Linked DNA regions of Homo sapiens: region 2 is linked to region 1. Evidence: chromatin loops called from intact Hi-C (ENCODE). Cell type or tissue: PC-3. All regions are shown on one strand. Each heading gives the region's core, and the rest is flanking DNA. Links, peaks and the distances in the headings are about the cores only. Region 1 has its middle 11 kb from the start of TEX101. Region 2 has its middle 7.4 kb from the start of PRG1.

Region 1 (8,333 bases), core at 203-8,202:
GGGTTTTGATAGAGAGCGAGTTTATTTTTTATTTCTTCATTTCTTTATTATTTTGTTTTTGAGACAGGGTCTTGCTGTGTTGCCCAGGCTGGAGTGCAGTGGCGCAATCATAGCTCAGTGCAGTCTTGAACTCCTGGTCTCAGGCGATTCTTCCGCCTCAGCCACCTGAGTAGCTGGGACTACAAGTGTGCACCACCATGCCTGGCTAAGAGACAGGGTTTAGGCTTACTTTAAAAAAGGATCACTGTGGCTGCTAAGTCGAGAAGAGAATGGGATTGTGGGAAGGGAAAGGTCAAAGCATAGAGACTCTTGGCTGTTGCAATAATCAAGGTGAGAAATGGTGGCAGCTTGGACTGGAGAAGAAGCAGCGGAGGTTATGAGACATGGTCAGATTCTAGAGGTATTTTAAAGGCAGAATCAACAGGATATGCTAAAGGATTGGATATGGGATAGGAGAGGGAGATCAAGAATAACTCCAATGTTGTGGTCTGAGTAGCACACATAAAACTCATTTATTATGGACTGTTTCAGAAATATATCTAAGTAGATAAAAAGCTTTTTTTTTTTTGAGAAGGAGTTTCACTCTCATTGCCCAGGCTGGATTGCAGTGGCGTGATCTTGACTCACTGCAACCTCTGCCTCCCGAGCCCAAGCGATTCTCCTGCCTCAGCCTCTGGAGTAGCTGGGATTACAGGCGCCTGCCACCAGGCCTGGCTAATTTTTTTGTAATTTTTTAAATTAGAAACTGGGTTTCACCATGTAGGTCAGACTTGTCTCAAACTCCTGACCTCAGGCAATCCACCCACCTCGGCCTCCTAAAGTGCTGGGATTACAGGCGTGAGCCACGACGTCTGGCCAGACAAAAGTCTTATAGTGAACCCCATGTAGCTGTCAACCAGCTTCAATAATGATTGCCTCGAAATGATGACCAGTTTCACTTCATCTATGCCTCTCCCTACTCTCTATTCCATATTGTATTGAAGTAAATCTCAGACATTATTTCATTTTATTTGTAAATCCTTCTCTGTGTGTGTGTGTGTGTCTGTGTGTGTATTGTGTGTGTGTGTAGAGATTTTATATATATATATATATATGTATATTCTTTTTTTTTTTGAGATGGAATCTCACTCTGTTGCCCAAACTGGAGTGCAATGGTGCCATCTTGGCTCACTGCAACCTCCACCTCTCAAGTTCAAGCGATTCTCCTGCCTCAGCCTTCTGAGTAGCTGGGATTATAGGCACCCATCACCACACCTGGCTAAGTTTTGTATTTTTAGTAGAGACGGGGTTTCACCATGTTTGTCAGGCTGGTCTTGAATTCCTGACCTCAAGTGATTCGCCTGCCTTGGCCTCCGAAAATGCTGGGAACACAGATGTGAGCCACCATGCCCAGCCATTCTGTATATATAGTTTTAAAAAGATAAGCCTCCCCCAACCTTTTTTTTTTTTTTTTGAGATGCAGTCTTGCTCTGTTCCCCAGGCTGGAGTGCAATGGTGCAATCTCAGCTCACTATAACCTCTGCCTCCCGGGTTCAAGCAATTCTACTGCCTCAGCTTCCTGAGTAGCTGGGATTTCAGGCATGCGTCACCACGCCTGGCTAATTTTTGTATTTTTAGTGGAGATGGGGTTTCGCCATGTTGGCCAGGCTGGTCTTGAACTCCTGACCTCAAGTGATCCACCGGCCTCGGCCTCCCAAAGTGCTGGGATTACAGGCATGAGCCACTGGATCCGCTGAGCCTCTCCCTTTTAAAAAATAAATATGCCACATTCTGTGACGATAAAGTTACAAGAAAATAAAAAAATTAAAATAAACATGTCATGAAATCAGCGTATCTATTAATGGTTGACTTTCTTGCAAAGACTACCAGAGAAACCCATTGATCACGCAAAGTAAGAGTTTATAAGGCCAATTGCAGCAAGGGAGAACAAAGTTCGGTGGTGTCTCAACAGTGTCACAAAGGGGAAAATGATGTAAGGGTATTTGAGGTAATTCTTTAAAGCAAGGAACTGACTAAAATTGGGCAAAGGGCTGGGTGCGGTGGCTCACGCCTGTAATCCCAGCACTTTGGGAGGCTGAGGCAGGCGGGTCACCTGAGGTCAGGAAAGAACCTAGGAGGCGGAGGTTGCAGTGAGCCGAGATCATGCCACTGCACTCCAGCCTGGGCGACAGAGCGAGACACTATCTCAAAATAAAATAAAATAAAATAAAATAAAATAAAATAAAATAAAATAAAGTAAAATAAAATAAAATAAAATAAAATTGGATAAAAAGTATGAGACGATAGTTTAGAATTGGTGAACACAACAGAATGGAGGTCTTGAGAGAAGTCTTGAGAAGCAAACTATTGTCTGATAAGTGAGCTTTTTGCCCAGTTGAGCCATGTGTTGAGAGGAGAGCTATATGCCCAGGTGAGCAAATTGTTTGCCTAGATAAATTTTTTTTTTTTTTTATTTTCCTGAAGCAAACAATGAGTTCTTTATTGTTTTACAGTCTTATCCTTCCAGGCAAGGCTTTTTTGAAAGTCAAACAAACAGGTAAGTCATGTTGAAATACATGATCTCAGTTCTCATATCTAATAGAATTTAAGATACCTACCTCATTAAATAATCAATGAATGCATTTTCTTAGCTGTATCAGAAAAGTATTATTTTATATCTGATTATTCAAGCCAGGATCCAAGCAAGGTCCACAAATTGCATTTGATTTTGTGTGTTTAAGTTCCTCTTAAACTATAGCTTCCCTTACTTTTTTTTCTTCTTCTCTCAAATTTATGTTTTGACAAAGTTAGGTCATTGTCTTGCAGCTTCCATAATCTGGATTTTGCTAGTTCCATCCCCACAGGCATTTAACATGCTCTTTTCTCCTCTAAGTTCCTTTCAATTTGGTAGTTAGAACTGATGCACGCTGAGTGCAGTGGCTCACACCTGTAATCCCAGAAATTTGGGAGGCCCAGGTGGGAGGATCGCTTAAGCCCAGAAGTTTGAGCACAGCCTGAGTAACATGGTGAGACTCTGTTTCTACGAAATTAAAAAAAAAATTAGCCAGCTCTGGTGGTGCGTGCCTGGAGGCCCAGCTACCCAGGAGCCTGAGATGGGAGGATCACTTGAGCCCAGAAAGTAGAGGCTACAGTGAGCTGCGTTTGTGCCGCTGCACTCCAGCCTGGGTGACAGAGCAAGACCCTGTCTCAAAACAAAACAAAACAAAAACAAACAACAACAGCAACAAAAACAAAACAAAAAAACTGATGCAGGATGGACAGGCCCCCAACATGATGCTTAGGCTGGGAGGGTTCTTGGCTTTGACCGGGAAAGAATTCAAGGGCGAGCCCCGGGTATTAGGCAGTAATCTTTTATTGAATGGTACTGCTCCTTGCTGAGCAGGGATAACTCATTGGCAGTGTGCCCAGAGTTGGCAACCTGTGAACCCTTGGCAACTACATTTATATTCTCTTATAGCCACTTCAATTACATGCAAATTAAGGTGTGGATTAATGCAAATTAAGGAGTGAGTTATTTAACAAGTTTCCAGGAAAAGGGCAGCAACTTCCAGATCATTGCCATAGAAATGGGTGGTAACTTCTGGGTCGTTGCTATGGCGTTTATAAACTGTCATGGTGCTGGGGGCAGTGTCTTGAGCTAATGAGCAATGAGGGCAGCTAGGGTCACTTTTGCTGTCATCTGCTGGTTTTGTCCAGTTTCTTCACTTTATCCTGTCTGGACTAAATCCTGTTTTAGTCAGCAGCGTTGTGACCAGAAAACAAGTCTTGTCGATCTCCTAAACTACTGATCTAAGCTATTCAGCTTTTAAAAACGTGGCAAACAGCAATTTAGTGGGTCTCCCACTGCCAATTTTGTCTTCCTCCAGACTATTCTCAACATAGCAGCTAGAGGGCTCCTTAGACAAGAGAAGTCAAAACATCGTATCACACCCTGACATAAACTAACTTTTTCTTCTTTCTTTTCTTTTCCTTTTCTCTTCTCTTCTCTTTCTTTTCCCCTCCCTCCCTCTGCACTGCCCCCTCCCTCTCTCCCTTCCTTCTTTCCTTCCTTCCTTCCTCCCTTCCTCCCTTCCTTTCTCTCTCTCTCCCCTCCCTCAATCTCTCTGTCTTTCTTTATTTTTTAAACAGAGTCTCACTCTGTCACCCAGGCAGAGTGCAGTGGTGGGATCAAAGCTTACTTCAGCCTCAACCTCCCAGGCTCAAGCAGTCCTCCTGCCTCAGCCTCCTCAGCAGCTGGGACCAAAGGTGCATGCCATCATGCCCAGCTAATTTTTAAAAATTTTTTGTAGAAATGAGGATCTTGCTATGTTGCCTAGGCTGGTCTCAAACTCCTGGACACAAGCTATCCTCCCACTCTGGCCTCCCAGAGTGCTAGGATTGATTACAGGCATGAGCCACCACACCTAGCCTGATCTAAACTCTCTAACAACTTCCAAATTCACCTGGCATAAAAGCCAGAGTCAGTGCAGTTGCCTATGAGCTCCCTGAGATCTGTATTCCCGTTACCTCTGACCACATCTCCTAAGATGCTCTTCCTCATTTCCTCTGCTCCAGTCACCCTGGCCTAGTTGCTGTTTCTTGGGATCTCATGCAGGTGCCCACCCATAATATATGCATTCCAGTTTTTCTATATCCCTGCCAACACCTGTATACTGGAAACAGCACAACAATGCTGAAGGAAATTTCACACTGTGAAATAATACTGTGTCTTCTTCCCCATTCATAGCATATATCTTTTCATTTATTTCAGCACTGTTGTGAAATAAATGAAAAGATATATGGTATGAATGGGGAAGAAGACACAGTATTATTAATGTCGCTGGAAAAAGGGGTCTTGATCCAGACTCCAAGAGAGGATTTTTGGATCTTATGCAAGAAAGAATTCAAGGTGAGTCACAGAGTGCGGTGGCAACAGAGTTGCTCATTAGTTACACAGTAGGGTTGCCTCAGAAAGCAAGAGAAAGAATGCGCTGTCTTTTTAAAAATTATTATTATTATTTTTTGAGACAGAGTTTCACTCTTGTTGCCCAGGCTGGAGTGCAATGGCGCGATCTCGGCTTACCACAAACTCTGCCTCCCAGATTCAAGCGATTCTCCTGCCTCAGCCTCTCGAGTAGCTGGGATTATAGGCATGCGCCACCACGCCCGGCTGATTTTGTATTTTTAGTAGAGACCGGGTTTCTCCATGTTGGTCAGGCTGGTCTTGAACTTCTGACCTCACGTGGTCTGCCCGCCTCAGTCTCCTAAAGTGCTGGGATTACAGGCGTGAGCCACCGCACCCGGCCGCATTGTCCTTTTTTAAAAACTCTTCTTATACAGGGGTCTTATCTATATAAAAGCTAAGCTAAGTTATGTCTATGTGTGAGTGGGCTGACAGCATGACAAAATTTATTATTTTGCTGATTTAAGGAAAGTTATCTGCCAGGTGCAGTGGACCATGCTTGTAATCCCAGCACTTTGGGAGGCCAAGGTGGGAGGATCGCTTGAGCCCAGGAGTTTGAGACCAGCCTGGGCAACACGGTGCGGTCCTGTCTCTACAAAAAAAATACAAAAATTAGTGAGGTGTGGTGGCTCTCGCCTGTAGTCCCAGCTACTGGAGGGTGGGGGTGGGAGGTGGGAGGATTGCTTGAGCCGGGGAGGCAGAAGTTGCAGTGAACTGAGATCATGTCACTGCGCTCCAGCCTGGGTGACAGAGCGAGACCCCATCTCCAAAAATAATAAATAAATAAATAAATAAATAAATAAATAAAAGTTATTCTTGGCATTTTAGTGCATAAGTACACCAAAGCATGACTCTGTCTTGAAAGTATATATTGTTATGTGATATTGGGACATCTGGACATTCTTCTGTCACAGGAGTTTGTCCTTGCAGGCATTAATAAACTGCTTCTTTAGCTGTAAACATCTTATGACCGTGGGTTGTGATTGGCAAAGAGCGTACCTTGCTAGTTTTACGACAGGGTTGATTTTAAAATGGTGTCACCCTGGCTCTCCTATGCTCCTGTTTCCTTAACGTTAAGATGTCAATTCTCCTCAAACAATCCCAATCAAAATCCTTGCAGGATTTTTGTAGTAATTGACAAGATGATTCTAAAATTCATTTGGAAATGCAAACGACTTAGAATAGCAGTGACAACAACAACAACAAACAAACAAGCAATAACAAACTTGGCTAATGTATAATATATAATACTAAAAGCATATTTCATAAAGTTGATAAATTGGACTTCATTAAATTAAAAACCCATGCTCTGCTGGGTGCGGTGGCTCATGCCTATAATCCCAGCACTTTGGGAGGCCAAGGCAGGTGGATTGCCTGAGCTCAGGAGTTCGAGACCAGCCTGGACAACACAGTGAAACCCCATCTCTACTAAAATACAAAAAATTAGCCTGGTATGGCAGTGTAAGCCTGTAGTCCCAGCTACTCAGGAGGCAGAGGGAGGAGAACTGCTTGAACCCGGGAGGTGAGGGTTGCAGTGAGCCGAGATCGCGCCACTGCACTCCAGCCTGGGCGACAGAGCTAGACTCCGTCTCAAAAACAAACAAACAAACAAAAAAAACCGTGCTCTGTGAAAGACACTAAGAGAAGAAAAGGACAAGGCAGAGTAGAAGAAAATATTTTAAAATGATATACCTGTTAAGGAATTTGCATTTGTAATATGCAAATATGAAACATACTCAAAACTCAATAATAAAATAAACATCACGATAAAAAAGAGCCATCCATTTGAAGAGGCATTTTATGTTATTTAGATCTGTGCTGTACAATACAGTAGCCACTATATCATATAGTAGCCACATGTGGATACTGAATGCTTGAAATGTAACAAGTCCAAATTAAGATGTATCATGATTGTGAAATACACACCACATTTTGAAGACTTAGTATAAAAAAGAATGTAAGATAGCTCATTAAAATTTGTATTGATTACATGTTTAATGGTAATATTTTGGATATACCATTCAGTTAAATAAAATACATCTCTATTGCTATGATTTTGCCATTTCAAGAATATTATATACATGGATTCATATAGTACATATATGACCTTTGAGATGGACTTTTTTCCACTCAGCATAATGCCATTGAGATCCAGCCAAGTTTCTGTGTGTATAAATAGTTTGTTTCTTTCTATTGTGGAGTTTAACATTCACCTACTGTAAGACATTTTGGTTGTTTTCATTTTGGGCTATTACAAATAAAGCTGCTAAGAACAAGCACATACATGATTTTGTGTTGACTTAAGTTTCCATTTCTTGTGGATGAACGCTCAGCAGTATGACTGCTGGGTAGATGGTAAGTGTGTGTTTAGTTTTTAAATAAATGGCCAAACTATTTTCCAGAGTGGGTGCACCATTTCACATTCTTACAGCAATATATGAGAGATCTAGTTTCTCAATTCCTCTCCAGAATTTGGCATTGTCACTCCTTCCTTTTCTTTCTCTTTCTTTCCTCTCTTTTCTTTTCTTTCTTTCTTTCTCTTTCTTTCTTTCCTTCCTTCCTTCCTTCCTTCCTTTCTTTCTCTCTTTCTTTTTCTTCCTTTCTTCCTTTTTCTTTCTCTCTGTCTCTGAGACAGGGTCATGCTCTATCATCTAGGGAGGAGGAGTGCAGTGGCGTGACCTCAGCAAACTGTCCACCTCCCTGGGTCAAGCCATCCTCTTGTCTCAGCCTCCCAAATAGCTGTGACTATGTACAGGCACACACTACCATGCCCAGTTAATTTTTGTATTTTTTGTAGAGACGGGGTTTCACTATGTTGCCCAGGCTGGTCTCAAACTCCTGAGCTCAAGTAATCCACTCGCCTTGGCCTCCCAAAGTGCTGGCACTATAGGTGTGGGCCACTGCACCTGGCCCTCAGTTAAAATTTGATTTTCGTGTGCTTCTTCTTCCTCTTTAGGGAGATTTAGCAAACTGACACAATGGGGACTGGCTACCTAAGGACAAAGATAAGGAATTAGCTAGAGTAGCGCTTAAACTGCAGGAGAGTGGTATAAATAAAAAAAAAATGATTGAGGTGAGTCTTAATTATTTTAGTTTCTTTTGCTAAGGTTTAGGACATGCCCAGGAAAAAGAAACACAAAACCACAGGAACATCTGTGATCTGTGCTTTTTCCAAAGAGGATTTGGGAACTTCAATTTTTTTTTTTTTTTTTTTTTTTTGAGAGAAAGTTTCACTTTTGTTGCCAGGCTGGAGTGCAGTGGCATGATCTCGGCTCACTGCAACCTCTGCCTCCCAGGTTCAAGCAGTTCTCCTGCCTCAGCCTCCCGAGTAGCTGGGATTACAGGCATCCGCCACCATGCCTAGCTAATTTTTTATATTTTTAGTAGAGAC
Region 2 (8,333 bases), core at 203-8,202, 84 kb after region 1:
TGACTTCCTTGGGCTTCCATTCCCTCCACCGCCTCTTTTTTCTCGGTCAAGCATCTTCAGTGGTCTGGATACGTTTCTTTGCTTCCATTTGTCACCTGCCACTCACTCGTCCATGTCCACTTCCATCTTCCCCTTTCTCTAACATTGCTTGTACTGAGATCAGCAACATCCTGCTTTATTGCTAAACCTGCCAGGAACTCACAGGTTAGTTTTGCATCCTTTGACACTGAGGGCCACTTCTTTTCCTGGAATAATCTCTGTGAGGCAAATATACATTTTTAAAAATTTTGTTTAGCCTGTTGCAAAAAGATAAAGAGACTCTCCTCTTTTCACTCAGATCATTTTCTCTTCATTCATTCATTCATTCATTCATTCATTCATTGATAGAGTCTCCCTCTGTCACCCAGGCTGGAGTGCAGTGGTGCCATCCAAGCTTACTGCAGCCTTAACCTCCTGGGCTCAGGTGATCCTTCCTCCTTAGCCTCCTGAGTAGCTGGGACTACACGCACATCCCACTGTGCCCAGCAAATTGATTATTATTATTGTGTGTGTGGAGATTGGATCTTGCTATGTTGCCCAGGCTGGACTTTGAGAGCATTTATTTTTTAGAAGAGGTGTAATTGAAAATTCTTTCTCTGTCCCTTGAAGATGTATGTAAAGCTTTCTAAAGCATACATAAGCATCTTGCCTGCCTCACAACCCAGAACTGTCCTCCTCAAGGCCATAGGAGCCCTCTCTTTGAAAGGCAGGCATCCGGGCAGAAAGCGCCCCTGTCTCCCAGTTTCTGTGAGAAGGAAGGAACCTCAGTTCTGGGGGCATCTCACTCCCAGTTGCAAAACTACCTCCTGTCATAGATAAGAGAGGTTTGTTTTTCCTGTGGATAAAGCCAATTAACCACACAGAGAATCAACACAGTTACTGGGTGAATTTAGGATGAACTATGTGTGACAAATGGTGCCGTTGAGTCCTCTCAACTGGGAACTAGTCACCGTCTATCTGGAGACCACGTGTGTAACGGGTTGCACCTGCTTGGCTGGATACAAAGGTGGGATTTCTTTCTGTCTTTGTCATCTCTTAGCAGATTGCATCACATTTTGGCTTAATGCTTACTCAGTCATAAGACAGGTTTCTTTTGCTTCTACGGATATGACGGGGGTTTCTGGGCTGAGCAGAAATTTGTTTCTTAATTATCTTTTTCCAGCAACCCCCACCCAACCTACCTCACCTTCTCTGAAGCTACTTCCCCCAGGCTTTAAAGGCGGCTGCTCCCCGGGGTTCCTCCCGGGCCCTGCCTCTCCTGGTTCATCTGATCTCCCACCCTCGATGCATCGTAGCTTCCCTCCCTTCCATGTGCTGATGCCTGTCGGATCTCTAACTCTAGGCAGAAACCGGCTTCTCAGTTCCTCAGCTCAAATACCCACCTTGGGACGGGCGTCTGCACCGGGACATCCCTCCAGGAACTCTCCTGGTGGAACACGGTCCATGTTCTCTGGCTGCCGTGCAGTTTTTAAATGCCACCAGTACACATGGGGAATGTTCTGTCTTCCCAAGGAGGAAGCTGGAAAGTTCATTTTCCCAGCACTCCTTGCAGGAGGGACACAGACACGGGTCCAGGCTTTCCCCATCAGGTGCCCCCGTGAAAGACTCAGGATCCCGAACAGCACCAGGAAGCAGAGGGTGCATGGCACCGATTTGCTTTTTGTTTTTAATTTTTTGAGTGGGGATGGGGGACAGAAGCTTCTGGTGTAGAAGCTTCTGGACTCCAGGGCCAGCCTCAGCAGTGCAGGGTGCAGGGTGTGGTTTCTGCCTCCTGCAGTGGCCAGAAGATCTTGACCGGAGCTGTCCTGTGCCTGTGGTTTGGTCCTTGCCCTGGGCCCTGTGGCCTCCAAGCTGGCTTCATGAGGGCCCTTGGAGCTTGGTGACCTTCCTACCCTGTCCTTTAACCAGTCCCTTTTCTGCTTCTTGCTGGAGTGAGCTGGGTGGTTTTCTCTGAATCTGCTCCTGTCCTGGGTTCTCCCTCAGGGAAGGGCACCCTGGACACCCAACCTCTCAGCCGGATGCCCAGCAGATGTTCTCATGCTTCCACTTTCCTTGCCCCTTTACGTCCAGTGATCACTCCTTTCTGTCCCTTCCATGTCCTACATCTATCTCTGCTGTGTCCTGTCTTCTGCACCCTGTGGCCTCCACCCAAGTTTGCACCACCACCCATTCCTCCTTGAATGAATACAGTTGTCTCCCTGGGTCTCCCTGCCTCCACGGGGGACACCAGTATCCGAGCCAGCATCTTCTCTGTGGCAGAGATGATCTTTTTCAGGCCTCCTCCGGCCATGGCCCTCTCCTGTTCCTCTTTCCAGAGCTCCTAAGTCCCCCGGATGAGCTCCAGCTGCTAAGAGAGGCCTCGAATGTTGGGTGAAGTGGTCTCCAGAGTCCTCCCGAGCAGCCGCCCCACCTGCCCTCATCCTTCAGCTCCATTCATTTCCTTTTTCTGTTTGATTTTTTGAATAGGTGTTGTATTTAGATGGCTCAGAAATTTGCATCCTTGTGTATCCATATGTGTGTGCAGGCATGAAGAGCCTGTGTCTCATACCTGTTCCCTGTGCACCCAGGTCCTAGCCCCACACCAGCCCCAGTGGCCAGCTGTGCTGTTCATGACCTGCAAAGCTTTCTACAGCTGTTTTATGCAAAACAATAGGAATTATTGTAAATTATGGTAAAATATATATAACATAGAATTCACCATTTTAACCACTTTTTTTCTTTTCTTTTCTTTTCTTTTCTTTTCTTTTCTTTCTTTCTTTCTTTTTTTTTTTTTTTGAGAAGGGGTCTTGTTCTGTCACCCAGGCTGGAATGCAATGGCACGATCTTGGCTCACTGCAACCTTCACCTCCCAGGTTCAACCGATTCTTGTGCTTCAACCTCCTGAGTAGCTGGGACTACAGGTGCATGCCACCACGCCCGGCTAATTTTTTGTATTTTTAGTAGAGATAGAGAGGGTATTTTGTCATGTTAGCCAGGATGGTCTCGATCTCCTGACCTCGTGATCCGCCCGCCACAACCTCCCAAAGTACTGGGACTAGACGTGAGCCACCTTGCCCAGCCCATTTTAACCACTTTTAAGTGTATATCCAGGGGCAGGAAGTACATTTAGGTTGTTGTTCAACCACCACCACTGTCCATCCCCACCCAGAACTTTTTCATATTCCCCAACTGGAATTCTGTGCCCATTAAACACCAACTCCTCTTTCCCCCTCCCTCCAGCCACTGACAACCACCTTTTCATTTTCTGTCTATGCATTTCATGACGTTAGGCACCTCTGTTAAGTGGAATCATGCAAATTTGTCTTTTTGAGTCTGATTATTTCACTTAGCAGAAAGAACTCAAGGCTCATTCATGTTGAAGCACCATCAGAACCACCCTTCTTGTTATGGCTGAATTCCATTCATTTGTACATATAGACCACGTTTTGTTTATTCATTCACGGACGGATGGACACTGGGCTTGTTTCCAACTTTTAGCTATTGTGAATAATGCTGCTATGAACAAAGACGTGCAAATATCTGCTGGGGCCCCTGCTTTCCGTTCTTTTTGGAATACACCAGAAGCCGAATTGCTGCATCTTGTGGTAAGTCTATGATTAATTTTTTGAGAAATGACCACAGTGGTTGCGCCATATCACATACCCACAAACACTACACAAGCGTTCCAATTTCTCCTCGCCAACACTTGTTCTTTTCTGTTTTTCTTTTTTTTTGAGAACAACCATCGTAATGGATGTAAGGTGGTATCTCACTGTAGTTGTGATTTTTATTTTCCTAATGATTAGTGATGTTGAGCATGTTTTCATGTGCTTATTGGCCATTTGTAAATTAATTTTACATTTCCTCCTTTGTAATGTAAGAGGTAGCACACCGTGCACTGTTCTGCTTCTTGTTTTTCTCACTGTGCGGTGTATCTTGGAAACCTTCCCCAGTGCACAGACAGAAGGATACCTCATTCTTTGCCACAGCTGACCAGTATCCATGATGTGGATCATGGCTCATGACCCAGTTCTCTATGGATAAACGTCAGGGTCGTTCCCGGTCTGTGACCATCACCAACACTGCCGTGACTAGTCTAGAATGGGTGCCATTTCATGCATTTGCAATTCCCAGAAGTACACTGGTTAGTCAGCAGGTGAGTGCATTGGTGACAGGATGTGACTCCAGTCTCAGGAAATATGGAAACCTTCTTCCCTTTCTAGCTGCAGCACCCCCAGTCTGGACAGCATATGGAAAGCACTGAGGGGAAGCCCCCACTAAGCAGAGAACCCTGCTGGCCACCCAAGACCTCAATACAGATGGACAACATGAAGCCCCTGGCTTAGGGGAAAACAGAGAGACTGGGAAACACACAGAGAGAGTTGGGGCAGGGATGGAGAGAGAAAGAGAAAATGATAAAGACCCAGAGAGAGACAGAGTCAGAGAAATACGGGGGTGGAGAGGGGAGATACAGAGAGAGACAGAGAGTGAAGGGGACAGAGACACTAACATAGAGAGATGGAGGGAGAGGAGAGGCACGGAGAGAGGGAGAACTCAAGAGCCAGAGCCGGAGAAGTAGAAGGTGAGCCATAGAGAGATGCAGGGCAGGACTAGGGTGAGACAAGAGAGGACCCAGGCTTGTGGATTCTTGATTAAAAATCAATGGTGTTGTAATCCAGAAAAGAGAGAGAGTGAGGGGAGAGAGAAAGGGCCTAGGACTAAAAATTAAGGGGTCACTTGTGCAACCCTGGATTTGGGTGTCTCCTTAGATTTTGCAGCAGAGACACCTCACTTACTTCACCCTCGTCCTGGTCCTGAGACCCCCACAGGGACACAGAGACAGAAGGAAAACACAGAACCAAAAGAGCATCTGAGAGGAGGAGGAGGGACATGGAGACACCACCATAGTCAAGCTGATGGGGCCACACAAAATCAGAACAGAGACAAAGAGGGAGGCACAGAGAGACACAGAGGGAAAGAGACCCAGAAAAAGAGACGGACAGAGCTGGAGAGATACAGAGTGAGAGACAGACAGTGTGCAGGAGGAAGGACACTCATAAATACACAGAAACAGAAAGAAGAGGCTGGAGTGGTGGCTCACACCTGTAATCCCAGCACTTTGGGAGGCTGAGACGGGCGGATCATTTGAGATTAGGAGTTTGACACTAGCCTGGCCAACATGGTGAAACCCTGTCTCTACTAAAAATACAAAAATTAGCCGGATGTGGTGGCACACACCTGTAATCCCAGCTACTCAGGAGGCTGAGGCAGGAGAGTCACTTGAACCCAGGAGGCAGAGGTTGCAGTGAGCCAAGATCATGACACTGCACTCCAGCCTGGGTGATAGAGTGAGACTCTGGAAAGAAAAGAAAGGAAGGAAGGAAGGAAGAAAGGAAGGAAGAAAGGAAGGAAGGAAGAAAGGAAGAGAAGAGAAAAGAAAAGAAAAGAAGGAAGGAAAGACAGAAGGTACCCATTGGTAGAGAGACAAAGACAGAGACAGACAGGGAGACACAGAGATGAAAAGACACAAAGTGAACCACAGACACACAGTGAAGAGGAGACAGAGCCAGAAACAGAGACCTAGTGTGGTGGAAAGAGAGAGAGGCAGACAGACAAGAGCAGCATCTTCAGGGCGACTGGATGCCCCACGCCCCTGAGCTGCTCCACAGGGAGGGGGCTGAGCACACAGCCTGCATCCCATCCATCATTTCTTGGCCTTCATGACTGGGTGACCGTGCACAATCCAGTCCCCGTCTCTGAGCCTCAGTTTCCACACTGTAAACCAGGCATAGATACACCTCCTCAAAGGGTGGTGGAGAGGGCTGGGCTGGCTGTTTCTGCTTAATGCCCCCTCATGTTTCACAAAGGACCCCATGAACTGTGATGAAAGTCACTGTTCATTATCATGACGGCTTCCAGTACTTACAGCAGTCAGCACTAATGTCATGCACATCATCAGCACTTGGCATGAATCCCCATTCATTACAGATCAGTATTAATTGAGTCAATGCTCTGTGCCCGATACTTGTACACTCATAACATGGATTGTTAATTTAATTGAGACAACCACAGTCTGAGGTCAGTGATATCACGATCATCTCCACTTTCCAGACAGGAAGCTCTGCTGGTAAGGTGCAGAGCTGGGGTTCAAACCCAGGTGGTCTGGCTCCAGGGCCAGGTGTGCCCGGGAGCAGGGCTCTTCCTGGGTGTCCAAGGCCACCTTGTCTCCAGGAGTGTAACCGTGTTTCCAGCCACTGAAAACTTGGATTAAAGCCCAGACAAGGTAACGTTTGCCTTTTCTGGCTTTGGGGTTTAGAGTTTGAATTGAGAGACATTCTCCAGGAAAGCAGAAACTTCTTGGCTAAAATCCAAACCTTCTAGGGAATTTATTGCAGAGATGGGGAGGTGGTTCTCATTTCTGCCCTTCTCAGAGTATAGATTCATTAACTCAGGAGATGCAAAAGGTTACATTTTCCATATTCCTTTTCTCAACATGATAATATTATACCCCTTTCTGCCTAGTTTTATGCTTCTTTTGCTCTTGGTGCCAAAGAAACTGTAAACCTTTGTCTTAAAACTGGAGTCCCTTCCAACTGCTGGTGACAGAAATCCCAGCAAGATAAGAAGGAGCAAATGTCCCCGCTTCCCAGACAACTTGAGATATAAGCAGATCCTATTCATCATCCTACAATGTTCTTGCAAAGATTATTTCTATCAATGGAGCTCTGTAAAACACCCAGACTCCAGAGACCATCACTTGGTCCTGTGAAGGTAGCTCTTAGCCTTCAAAAATCTGAAATTCAGATGAATTGCCTAAGTTACATGTATTAATCCATTGCCCAGGGCATACTATGTAACTAGACAACTCCGTTTTCTGGAAGATGTACATACTTATGACATTTGTTTGTTAGTCTGGAAAACTGCCTTTCAGGGAGGGAATGCTTTTCCTCTATCCACTTAGGTTCAGTATCTGGAGGCCTGTGAATTAAACTAACAAAAGACCAATTAACAACAGAAAGGGCAGAGAATTTTTATTACATGCATGGGAGTTCACAGAAAAGAAAAAATGAAACGGCTAGACTTGTGGGGCTTATATACCATTTTAACAAAGGAAAGGGGCTTGTTCTTCAAAGGGTGATACATCATGGGACAGTGACCCGGAAATACCTGGGGCACTGATGGAGATGCAGGTTCTGTTAGTGAGGTCGGTCTATGCATACTCATCTCAGTGTGGACTCGCCATCTCCAGGATGAGTTGCTTTTCTTAATGGTCTGGGGAGGAAACACCTTCCCAAAAGGAAATATATGCCCTGCTTCTAGGTAGATAAGGAGAGGGCAGTGCTCTTCCAGCATCTGTTGATTCTCAATGGCCTTCAGCTCAAAACAATCCTTATACCAACGTGGTACATTTTGGGGTGACTTAACTTGATCCCTTTCAGGCCACTGATGAGTCCATCTTTCCCCACCCAGGTGGACACAGGAAGAACCTGTGATGGATGGATTTCTTATTCAATGGATGGATTTCTTACTTAAATGTAGGGGCTCTTTAAGAATCATTCATTAATTCACTGTGCACTCCCTGAGCTCCTGCTCTGTGCCAAGCCCTATGCTGAATGATACTAAGACCCCAAAATGAATGAGACCCATCCCCGCTCTCAGGGACTTCTCATTCCCAGGAAGGGCAGACAGAAAAGGGTGCTCAGGCCCATAAGAGGGTGTGGTGACAATGACTGTGGCTAGGCTGAACGACACCTCTCAGAACTCTCTTCCCTGTAGGTTCCTGTTAGGGTGGGAGCGGGACACACCTGCCCAAAGCAGCCGCCGTTGTGCATTTCATGCTGGGGAAATCCAGGCAGGAGCTTCCGTGGCTCAGGTCCAGGTGTTGCTCATCTGCTAGCTCGGCTGGTCAGCCTGGAGCAGCAGCAGGACCTGAAACTGCTCCACCTTTACCCCAATCCTCCTTCAGTTTCTCCACCTCCTGAGCCAGGTGTGCGTTGACCTCTGTGACAAAGGTCACTCCTGCAGGTCCCCTGCACCACCAAGATGAGGCAGCAAGAATAGAGGCAGGTTCTGTGGGTCCCGAAACCTTCCACCTTGTGTGGGCTCCTGGCTTGTCCTTACTCCCCACTTTCCATCCATCTCCCCTTCCCCAGGGCCTGCCCTGCAGACTTGGAGCTCAGGTCAGATGCAGAGCCCACAGCCTCCTCACAGACTTCCATCAGCCAGAGATGGGATCCTGACACATTCCACCAGCGCCAAGTGGAGAGATATTTAGGTATTTAGGGGTCTGAATGAGGGGCAAACTGGCCCACCTG

What was found. Hi-C counts contacts between places; a loop is a spot of excess contacts. Peaks named below come from ENCODE experiments on the same cell type or tissue, not always from the same donor. Only the 100,000 strongest peaks of a DNase experiment are listed, where the experiment ranks them.
Region 2: a loop joins it to region 1, with 7 times the contacts of the local background. A loop is called at or near these places in 2 of 110 quality-filtered maps.

What each region holds. Positions count from the first base shown.
Region 1 is chr19:43,421,378-43,429,710 of GRCh38, reverse strand. No RefSeq gene overlaps it. Among named protein-coding and RNA genes, the nearest start is that of TEX101, 11 kb to the right of the region's middle. In PC-3, for the core only: CTCF peaks have their summits at 3,873 and 3,890; a DNase peak (open chromatin) is centred at 4,900; H3K4me3 peaks cover 627 bases; H3K27ac peaks cover 855 bases.
Region 2 is chr19:43,337,463-43,345,795 of GRCh38, reverse strand. No RefSeq gene overlaps it. Among named protein-coding and RNA genes, the nearest start is that of PRG1, 7.4 kb to the left of the region's middle. RefSeq lists a silencer at 2,157-2,346. In PC-3, for the core only: no CTCF peak of the experiment used is centred there; DNase peaks (open chromatin) are centred at 1,094 and 3,495; H3K27ac peaks cover 1,282 bases.